Linked DNA regions of Homo sapiens: region 1 is linked to region 2. Evidence: chromatin contacts called from ENCODE Hi-C data. All regions are on one chromosome and are shown on one strand. The core of a region is the stretch at or near the end of the contact, and the rest is flanking DNA. Distances in the headings are between cores, read along the strand shown. Region 1 overlaps CCDC91 (coiled-coil domain containing 91). Region 2 holds the start of PTHLH (parathyroid hormone like hormone).

Region 1 (5,796 bases), core at 228-2,727, 280 kb before region 2:
AAGACCAGCCTGGTCAACATGGTGAAACCCTGCCTCTACTAAAAATACAAAAAATTAGCCAGGTGTGGTGGCACACGACTGTAATCCCAGCTACTTGTGGGGCTGAGGTAGAAGAATCGCTTGAACCTGAGAGGTGGAGGTTGCAGTGAGCCGAGATCGCACCATTGCACTCCAGCCCAGGCAACAAGAGTGAAACTCCATCAAAAAAAAAAAAAAAAAAGCAGATGATACTCTTCCTTTTATTTTCAAAGAAATATTAATACGTTTAAAAAAACAAATTATGTCCCAAGTTACTTAACATATAATTCTAGAGAAATATTTTTAAAGCAATAATCTTTCTGCATATAATTTAGACTTCAATTCCTGCAATAGTTTACTTCTGAGCATTTTAAATAGGAGAAAAGAAAATTAACAGCATTGACTTGTAAAAATAAAATTTATAAAATATGAAAATCAACAGTTTTTAAAAGGAAATATACAAATGTGGGCTTATTTATGTATTTAGCTACTCCAATACATTTAAAATATTTACTTTATCTAAAGTGCATTCTTATCAAGTATTTTAGAATATTCTAGCATTTAACATTATAGCCCATTAAACTACAAATATTATAAGAATGTAGCAACAGCAAATATATCTGACATCTAAGTTACAGAATCATAAGCCTGGCCAAAACATTAACAGATCACATAATTCATTCTTTTGTGTAATGGCAGAAAGACAGGTGTATACTTCATTATAATTAGGAATCTACGCTGAAAGTTTTCACAATATCAAGGTCTAACAATTCTCAAACTTCTTTATATCTAAATTTAATCTCTTTTTTTGCCTTATTGTATTAATTCCCTACTTTGCTAGTCTGAATATTTAATACACTGCTGATATTCTAAAAATGTTTTATAAGAAAGACATACAAAAGGACAAAACATATACAGAATACACAATGTAATAAACTTTTATTCAGCAATTCTGTATCAGTTAAGGTCCTCAAAGAAGTTACAGTCTGGTGTACAGAGGAGGGCAGAGTGTAAGAAAAGCATTCAAATACAAATAACATAAGATGTAAAAGAGTCTCAAAAGAGAAGAAAAAATTTCCAAAGTAAGAAGAAAGATTTTCAGAAGATGATATATCTGGTTGGAAGCATCATTAAATGCCTAAGGTAGAAGGAGACATTTGAGAAAGATTTCAACAGATCTGACAGAAAATGTCAAATGGCACATCAAAACACACATTTTATTCATCTTTACGGAAAGGTATCCCTGTAAGAATACAAAGATTTCTTTTGATTATTGGCTTCTGCATAAAAATTAGGTCAAAGAGAATGTGAAATGAGAAAACTACAAGAAATTTCAAAGCAAATACAAGGAAAATGAGTCACTGGAAAAATGAGAATCACACTTATGAATACATAAGAGAATCCTCAAAAGGCTCAGCAATGGGAGGTACTGAAAGTCAAGTAAAACCGAAACTCAAAATTAAGAGTCATAGGTATATGCTAAGACCACTGCCAGAATCTGCACAACTGGGTAACCTACAATTTATCACCACAGCAGAAGACTGGAGGTTCATTCCCTGGACAGGGTAAAGCTGAGGGTCTCCAGGCAGGAAGATATCAACACAGGTGGACTAGGTGAAGTTATATCTTGGGGAGGGGAGAGGGTGGTTAAATATGTAGACCAGTAACTCCAGACATCTTTCACTACTCAGCAACCAAAACAACAGCGGCTGGGCTGAAACCTCTAGTCAGAAGAGCTGCAGATTCTTCAGTGATGAATCTACTCAACCCATGAAAAGGACCTTATCAGACGTTCCACAAAGAAACAACTCACTCATGAAATACTACTTTGACAAATCCCACCCACAAGCACAAAATTTCCAATTAGCTTCTAATTTTAATAACAGGCAGAACAGCATAAAGGTTAAAAGAAGGGACTATAGAGTTAAGATGGCTGGATTCAAATTCCAGCTCTGCCACTTACTGTGTTACATTGGGCATTTTACTTAAAACATTGTGTGCCTCAGTTTCCTCATCTATCGAATATTATAATAGCTAACTCCTAAAGTCAGTACAAGGATTAAATATGTTAAAACAGATGAAGCACTCAGAACAGTATCTGATACATTCTAAGCATTATATAAGTGTTTGCTACTTTATTAGTGCCTCAATCTTACATGTGAACAGACTATCAAGGACGACCAAAGAGATGAAGAAAGCATCTAATTAAAAAACAAATAGAAGAAAAAAATAGAGACCAAACCATAAAAGAAAACTAGGATGAAATAAACAAAGACTATCCAAGAAAGAAAAAAACAAAACCATAGTATCTTCAGAAAGTTAACAACAGAAGATAGTTCATCCATGAATTACGAACAGGATGCCCTAATTTCAGGGGAGAAAATGATCAAGAAAGGAGTAAACAACAAGACTGAGGCCTTGGAAATAAAAATATATAATTGCAGAAATGAAAAACTGCCGGATAGAAAATAAAATTAAGGAAATTTTCTTTTAAAAAAGTATAAGAGAAAAAAATGGGAAGTCAGAGTAAAAAAAAGTTACAAGATCCAGCCTAGGATACGTAATATCTAATTATTAGGACTCTAGGAGTTCAAGAAAGACAGAAAAGAGAAAACAAAAGTAAAGAAATCATCAACAAAATAATTCAGGAAAATTTTCTAAAACAAAAGGATATTATATCCAGTAATGGGTATATCAACTGTCCAAGAGAAAAAAAGAAGAAAAAAAACCCACAGCAAGGCACAGTAGAGACAAAGGGAAGATCCTACAAGCTTCCAGAGAGAAAATAGGCTTCATTCAAAGGACCAACAACATAATGGTCTCACACTTCATAACAGCATCACTGGAAGGTAAAAAACAATGGACTAATAATGCTTTTAAAATTCTGGGGGAAAATGATTTACAGCATGGAATTCTATATTCAACCAAACCAACATATAATTGAGGGAAGAATAAAGTCATGTTCACACCTGTAAAGTCTCAAAACAATTTTTATTGCACACTTTCTTTAAAAGCTATGGAGTAAACCAAGAGAATAAGACAAGAAAGAAAAAGACATAGGATTAGGAAAGATCCAACTAAAGTGAAAAGCAAAGGGATTTCTCCCAGAATAATAGTGAACTGAGTTCCACAATACCTATGAAGCAAGAAGAGATACCTCCAGTCTAGATTGGAGCAAATCAGAAAGCTCCTGAGACATGTATTCAAGAAATGAAATAGACTAGCTCATATGTTTTACCATCATGAGTGTAATTTTAAACAATTAGGGGAAACTTCAGAGTTGAATTAGTGACTAGAGAACTAACCAAATGAAAACAGAGAAACCAGTATGAAGGAGATGAGGAGGCTGGAAAAGCATGGAGGACACAGAAGACAGCAGTATTTCATAGCAAGCCTTATTACAATTTTAAACTATGAGCACAAAAAAACAACATGGCATGATGAGCCAGCTACCTATTAGTTCTATCAAAATATTCTGAGAAAAACTCAAGAAAGTTTTTCTTTACAAAACTAACCATAAAAGACATAAATGCTTTAAATTTGCATTTACTCAACAAATAAATTAGGATTTTTCATAATAGTCTCCATTATAACATCTTCCCATATTACAAGTATTCATACCAAATACAAGATTGTATCTCTAGACACCAAAGTTGCTCAAAACCTAACCAACCTGCACCCCTCCCCTTCTAAAAAGGTCTAATAAAGACATTTTGATAACTGACTTCAAAAAATAAAATCTCAAGAGACCACCCAAATTATCTGATCGTCCCCAAATATCCTATTAGTTAACACTGTCCACTTAGCATTCAACTAAATCTCCATCTGATCTGGAAAACTACTTGCTAACATCCTCACAGTCGCAATAATACTTTTCCATTTGATCCTGTTTAATGCCATGTTTCCTAGAAGCAACAGAGACAAGTGGTTTTTTTTCTGACTCTTCTGGGCAAACAGAAATTAGAGAAAACAGAACAAAGGAAATACACACACACACACACACACACACACACACACACACTCAAACCTTAAAGTTAAAAATAGAAAGCAATTAAGACTGAGCTAATTAGAAGAGTCAAAATATGTAAGAACAGAATTTCAGGCTTATTGGGTCAAGAAAATGTAACTGTCTACCTAAGTTTATATAAGAAATCTGGAGGTAGTGTGGGGATCCTTTCTTTATTCATCTTTTTTTTACCCTCCAGCAATTGAACTGAGCAGTTCCTAGCACATAGTAAGGGCTCAAAGAATATTTCTGAATTAATGCCTTCAAAATAAATGACTGAATGACAGCAAATTAGTTGCTAATAGTTCCCACATGACTTCCTTTTCCCTCTTACTTTTCCAAGAAAATTACAGTGGATCTTGGGCACTAGAAGACCCAGTTGCTAGCATTGAAACAGCTCTACCCATATTAAGACTGTGCCTAAGGACCAATATCTTAAAAGATACTACATTGCTACTTTATATTCTCATCAAGTGTCCAATTATTATTGGGGTTAATAATTTTGAAACTGCCTATGAAGCTGAATTAAAGAAGTATTGCCATACTATGAATTCTACTACCAGTGAAACTTGGCCAGTGGCAGATTATTACAAGTCCAAAGAAAGCAAACTGAGGTGTAAATTTATTACCTAAAAAACATTATATTCATAAATGATCCAATAGGAAAACATCCCAACTACTAATAACTAAATTTTCCTTTATAATTTTCATCTGTTATCAATTAAGTCTGTCTTTACCAACCTTCATTCAGAAAACTTACACATCCCAAAAAGTAACAACAAAAATAAAAACTACAAGACATTTACTCTCCAAACCCTTATATCTACCCTCACCCTCTTTGGTTAAGTCTTCAACTTCCAACTCCTTAATAGCAATCTTTTCCCAGGCTGATAGCCCTCTGATTCTATCTCATTATCTTCTCCTTCAAAAAATGTATGCCCTCTCATAATCTTAGTAGTCTACACAGATTTTGCAGAACTAATCACTTCTCAGGGGCCAGTCATACATTCCCAACCAAAAAATGAACATTTTTACAGGGCTATCCCTCTATCAACTCAAAATTCTCACTGTATGAACTGTATTCTTATCTGGCAAAATCTCATCGCTCAATGAATGCTAAAGGTAAGATATACTACTTCCTCTCCTCACATTTTAAAAGAGAGCACAGGCCTGTTTTCAATAGAAGGAAATGTGATTGAAGAAGTACTGTAGTCCTTTATCCTCTTTACTGCTCTCAAAAAAAAAAAAAAGTAATCATAGTGAGAGCAAAACATCCCTAAGTGTCACTGTTAGCTAAGATTAATTATAAAATTTAGTGTGCATGCAAAGTACAACCTCTTTGAGCTCCTTACTGGGAACTTGGTGCCTTCAAACAATATACTATTCTTGCAGTTTAGCTCCCATAAAGAAGCTCATCAGGGAAAAACTTCATTCTTTAAGCACAGAGACTTGTTTTTTAGCTATTCTGCCTGTGACCAGATGGGTAAATTTAATTTAGAAGAAAACCTGTGGGAGACCTCATTTCAGATTTAGGCCCAAGCCAGGTTTTAACAATAAAGTTGCTACTCTGATTTCTATACAACTCTTGGTTCCATTCCTCAGCTGATTCAGAATCCAGAGTGGTTGCAAGGCAACTGATAACACCTCCCTCCCACCCCAGGAACCACCAATAATATCCAATTACCTGTCTTCTGCTGACAACTATCAGAACAAAATCACATAAAATTCATGTTTCCCCTCTTCAACTGGATTCACAGTGCTGCCCAACACAC
Region 2 (5,964 bases), core at 3,183-5,682:
GAGAAGGAAAGTAAAATACATTATATCGATTTTATTGACTTGGGAAAACATTTAGAAGAATTTATAGAAATATTTCATTTTCCCCACGGACAATGTTTATACTTAGACCCAGAAGCTGAGAGAGGAAAAAAGCTATTAAAAATTATTGAATCCTAATATTTTCTATTGAATGTCAAATATTCTAAAAGTTATTTATAAGTACGCCCACACACACCCTTTTGTTAATTTGCCACACCACAATTAGAAGGAAGGGTAAAAGCAGCAATCTGATATCTTGTACAGAAATAAGTAAAAGATTCTCTTATGTGTTGGATGTTTATTAAATATATTCCCATAAATAAAGGTGTGTAATACAAATGAGTTATAAATGTTTATAATATTTTGCAGTCTTTTGTAGTATTTGAGGTAATTCGTTATTCAGTTGAAGATGAGATCTCTATCCAAGTTAAGTAAGGAGAAAATTGCCAGGATAAATTAAGAGACAAAAAAGTAAAATGTGGAGATAATTTAATTGCCTTAAACATGTATAGAAGCTTACCTTTGTAAATGTTTTTTCATAAGAATATGTCACAAGAACTGGGCAAAACTGTACCTACAAGGAAACTCCCATAGCATTTGTTTTCTCCTTTGCTAGGAGTGGCGATCAGACACACTGCTCAGGACAATGGTGATTAATGAAGTCGCCCCACTGAACAATATGCTACAAAGGGCTTCACCACTCCTAGAGAAGAAACTGTCCAATTTTCCTGAGATACCGGACAATCTCCTGGCAGCAGTTTCCCCACTCAATGAAAGCAGGTGTTGGGGACATCCCACATGGTGCAAATGCTGGTGGATGCTTTTAACAAACAGAAGCCTAACAAGATCATCAACTTGCTTCTCTCTCTTTAGAGAACAGAACCTTAGCAAAGGAAAAGGAGAGAGGCTACTAAAATGGATGGACGTTTCTTAAAGCATGTGAAACGTTGCCTGAGTGGGGAAAGACACGTTCAGGAAGGAACTAAAAGGAAACCCACAATTTGGAATCGGGAGATTTTTCCGTCTATCTCTGGAATTCGGCCTCTGTGCAAGAGCGCGTCCTGGAGTTGTGCAAACACACGTCCAGCCTCGTGTCGGGCGCACACCGGCTGGATCGCTGGCAGGCTGGGGCTCTGGGGCGTTGCGGCCCCTGGGGTAGGGGGGTCTGTGCCTCACCAGGACAGCCCGAGGACGCACATCAACGAGCCTTAACCACCATGGACAGCTCACTGGCTTCCCCCAGCCAGCTCTGCGCAATTTACAAACTCCATAGGAGCCACCAGCTAGATTGATTTTTATGCCCTGGAGAGATGCCACGTGTTCCATGGCCCACGGTCTACACCCCCAACCCCCACCCTGCGATCGCCAACTGTAACCACTGAGCAGTTATATATAGACAGAGCGGGCTTCGGGGATTAATAATCTTCTCCTTGCCCTCAATTCCGTCCTTTAAGATGCCACCGGATTCCAAGAATCAGACGGAGGGAGTTGGCAGACAGAACTTCGTTCCACGTCCGTTCATATCCTCTCCTCTCCCGCGCCGCACCTCACCCGGCCTTGACTTTGCAGATCGCTTTAAGTGAAATAAAACAGACGGGTCCCGGGGCTCCGGCAGGGCCGAGCTTTACGGGCGCAGGGGAGGCGCGCTGGGAGAGAGCGAGTCGGGGCTCCCGGAGGAAGGGAGTCGCCCCTCCACACCCCGACGCGGCCCCGGACAGGGCCAGGCCAGGGAGGGGGTACGTCTGCCTCATCCTTCTCTCCCCGCGCCCCCACGGGGAAGTCAGCGTCACCGTCTGCCTAGGGCTTATCTCATGTTTGAGTCATAAATTGACCTGGAGGGAGAGGGGAGGGGAGGAAGAGCCCTGCTCAGAGGAAGTTCGCGCGCTCCCTCCGACCCTGTCCTTGGGTCTCGGGGTTCCCGAAGTTTTCCCTTACCCGCAGCCAGATACGGGGCTCTCCCGGGAGGAGGGGGGCGCGCAGGACCAGAGACTCCGAGTATACTCGGGTTAGAAACCAAGCACCCAAGCCGGCGGGACAGGGCGGGGCAGAACGCAAAGACCTCAATAATACCGCTCCGGGCAAGAAGGATTCTGTGCGGCAGTCCGGAGTCCAGACTCTTAGGGACTGAAGCCCGAGGAGAACCTAGGGGAAGTAGTAGCTAGATCCGCTCACGGGCCCCGAGACCCCCGAAGTTCCCATGGAGCCTAAGATCCCCAGGAGCCAAGCCTGCCCCGTCCCTGCGGATCAGCTTCCTAATGGGCGACCCAAGTCTATCGCAGGCGGTGGGGATGAGGACGCTGGGTGGGAGGAGGGGAGGGGAGGCTGAAAAAGATCATCCCCCTTGCCCTAAGGCCTCTCCCAAGACCCTGGACCCCTGCCCTAAGAGACTCAGGCCTCCCTTGCTGCAGTGGGAGCGCAAACACCAGGGCAGGAGACTCCAGAGAAGGAGCGCATAACTCAACGTTTGCTCTCCTGAAGCCTTATTTCTGATAAAAATTACAGAAAAGTTAGGCAGGATCCAAAGACACCGTAATGACCAGCTCAAAGCCAAACAGACAGGACATCCAGTGCGGGTGTCTGGATAGGTATCCTTCCTGCCGGAGAGTTTAGACATCTCAGTCCGGGTGCTGCCCTGGGAAGGGACTTCGAGGCCAGCGTGGCACGGGCAGAGAATGGTGTTAGGGAGGTAAAATGCTTGCGGGGGCAGCCCCTTTTAGGCAGCCCCCGGCTCAAAATTTAAGAAAGGACCATTCGGTTCATGTGGGGAACTGGGCTGCTGCCAGGAGGGCCCTGTGATGCCACCGGAGATTGACTTCAGGTTGAGAGGTTGTCGCCTGAGCCAGGTGGGGCTTGGAACTCTCTCTGTGGCCTCGTACAAGTCCAGAGCTGCCTACTTTCAGGAGCCAAAAACTTGGCCAGCCAAGGGCAGGCATCTGGCTGGCTGGCACCAGTCCAGGAGATCAGGACTGGGACACTGCACATTCATATTCTCTCTCTCTCTCTCTCTCTCTCTCTCTCACACACACACACACACACACACACACACACACACAGAGACATATCTGAAGAAGACTCTTCAGATATGTTTCAATTGTCAGGAGTTTGCGAGGTGCTCAAGTGCTTGACCTTTAAGAACCGGTTCTCAGAGACCCCCATTTCCTAAAGACCTTCTCATCTCACATTGGTTTGGGTTCCTCCCAGGAAACCGCCTCCTCTCTGGGCCTCCTGCTTCAGTTTGGGGGAAGCAGAACATTGCCCAGGAAGTAGGGAAGGGTGAGGAAGGGTGTGAGGCCCACTTTTCCCATGGGAGGATCCCATCAGCTTGATGCATATCTATACACTCCTCCCTGAGGCAGTTCCTCCAGAGGTTAGCAGCCCGCCCTGTTCCTGGAGAAGTCTTATCCTCACCTAACTACAAAAAGATTTAATAAAGAAACACACCCTTTCCTATTGTTACTTGGGGTTTGAAGGCATTACATCTTTTTTTCTTTTTTGCTACCTTGAGGTCAGCTGGCAACAGCCTCCTCTCAAGTCTCAGTCCAGGCGAGCGATGAGAGCCACATTCTAATGGAATCCAATGAGAGCATTACTTGAGCTGATTATGCAACGTCTCTTTGTAAACATTGAAAAAAGTTTGGAGAAGAGATGGGATGAGTTTAGTTGTTTGGTTCCAGGGGATTTTAGAGACATAGCTTGCAGCTACAGATTGGTAAATGTGAAATCTGGATGCTTATTGGTAATAAGAGAATTCCCAAGCCCAGGTGCACTGTTTAAAGTGCTATAGATTCATATTTGGTTTATAATGTATATCTGTTTGCTGTTTGGGTTAAGGAGGAAAGAAGAAAGAAGGATGAAGAGGCTAAGCATAAATGCTATTTACTTTTTTCTAAGCTATGACAGGAGATATACATTAACTGGGTATTCAACTGAATTTAAGAGTAATGCATTTAAAATTTTTTCAACCTCTTTTAAAATTTGATATACTGTAATAAACTGCCACTGGGGATGGGAAGATGGAAGCCTGGTGCTCATGGGCTAGGCATTTGTGTAGGTGTAGATCTTATAATGCTAAACATGGAAATACTTCAGATTAGAGGCAGGCCTTCCCATTTGCTAAGGTGCATTTACATGACAGCAAGGCCTAAGCAAACATTTAGCTTCTATTGGCACTTGTTCTATTTCTAAACCTTAGAAAAAAGGTGTGTGTGTGGGCTGGGGGGACGGGGGGGGGAGGGAGGTGGTAGGGGGTGCTCTTGCTGTGTCTCATTTGCAGTCATGCATCCTCTGCATTATTATGATGGAGATTACTCAGTTATGTTAGGAACTAGATTATGATGTCAGAAAATATCCTTTCCAAAACAGGCAAAAAGTCAGGGTCCTGGGTATATATTGAGGAGAATTTCTACGGAAAGTAATAAACAGGGCAGCTTGGAAGAGGTACCTGCTTTCTAATAATTGCCTTTAGTGGGAACAGAAGTCTCCTTTCAAGAAGCTTTTAATTCATTTTAAGATTTAATTTTATGTTTTCTGAAGAACAACAAAAAATATTTCTGGAAAAGACTGCTGAGAAGATTTCCCTCTTTCAGCCAGAAGAGCAGAGAGAAGATTGTAAATCAAGGAAAAGGTGAAGTAATAAATTAGGAGGGAACTTTGGTATTCCGAGTATATAAAGACTATTTATTTTTCCTGTGTCTATATTTTCTCTTTTTGTGGAGGAGAGGAAATTCTAAAAATATTTGATAGATGTTTTGCCATTAACACCAGAAAAGTGTGTGGGGAAAAAGAAAGGAGGGAAGGAGTGGGGGGTTAATTTTGTTTAATTAGTAGAAAAAGCAACATAAATCAAAGCAGTCTATTGATGCCAGTCCTTAATTTATAATGTTCTGAAAGTAAAGTGAATTTATTTACAACATAAGTGATTTGATAATTTCAATCTGATTTTTGTTTTAACCTTCTATTGGGAGAAGGGTTGACTTTTTAAAGCCTGGATAGTTTGAAACTTGGCTAGGTACCTTGGACTTTTTATTGTGGAAGCAAATATTATCATTTCAATGTTAAACAACTTGCAAGTATTAAATGGCTCATTTGTGATTGACTTTTTTTTTTTTTTTTTTTTTTTTTTTACAGATTTCCCCCTTCAGATCTAACGATTACATTAGGGCTCCTGCATCTTTTTGGAAGGATTCTTTTTATAAATCAGAAAGTGTTCGAGGTTCAAAGGTTGACATTTCTGAGTGCTGATACTTTGTCCTTTCATACTATCCAAACAAGTCTAACATTTAGAAATCCTTACACATTCAAGGGAAGTTGTGGAAATTCCCAGAGAGAGAGTGTGTGTGTGTGCGTGTGTGTGTTTTGGTTTTGTTTTGCTTTTTTTCTTTGTTAGTGAGAAGAAGCCGAGTCTTTTAAGGTACGGGGTTTACAGTAATGAACTGAGGAAGGCAGGAGCTTCTAAGAAAATATGCCCCCCCACCCAACCTAAGCAGTAAACTTTAACTGCTAGCTAGCTGCAGTGAACCAGTGGGAGCCCCGATGAGCGAGGGTCTCGGTGACAGCGTGCTATTTCTCCCACCCTGGGTAAAATATGTGGAGCATCACCCGGAAAGTCGGGCTTGATAAAGGCCACATTCCTTGAATCATCTCAAGAATCTAAATCACACTAGCCTTCTAGAAACTAATGAACCCTACCAGCAGGATTGCCTAGAAGACAAATATCCCTTGAATGGTTCCCAGTCCACTCGCGCTCTTTTCAAAAAGTTAGAGGAGCCCTGGGGAGGGTATCCACTCCCGCTGCAATCCTTTCCTAGATGATACTACCCAGTAATTCCGAGCAGTCTTTCTTCCCCGCCCATTAGCTTTGGAAAGAACCTCGGCTTTCCCGTCGCTTCTCCCAGGCAGAGCAGCACATAACCATAGTTCCACTGCATCTGTCCGCTGGCTGCAGCG

The links. A loop is a pair of places that touch in the nucleus more often than their neighbours do. Pooled maps may share reads with other maps.
Region 1: a pooled map shows a loop between it and region 2 (7-fold over the local background). The contact joins the enhancer-like site here to the promoter of PTHLH in region 2. A Hi-C loop is called at or near these places in 8 of 50 pooled maps.

What each region holds. Positions count from the first base shown.
Region 1 is chr12:28,249,197-28,254,992 of GRCh38, reverse strand. All of the region lies in intron 1 of CCDC91 (coiled-coil domain containing 91), which reads right to left. Among named protein-coding and RNA genes, the nearest start is that of CCDC91, 62 kb to the right of the region's middle. RefSeq lists enhancers at 1,556-1,715, 1,726-1,905. Within about 2 kb of position 1,477, at least 2 of the 41 ENCODE cell types and tissues checked have a DNase peak (open chromatin) inside an H3K27ac peak, as active enhancers do.
Region 2 is chr12:27,971,201-27,977,164 of GRCh38, reverse strand. It overlaps PTHLH (parathyroid hormone like hormone), which reads left to right and starts at 4,432. Exons shown (of 6, transcript NM_198965.2): 1 at 4,432-4,642; 2 at 5,146-5,238. RefSeq lists enhancers at 671-1,359, 1,360-2,048.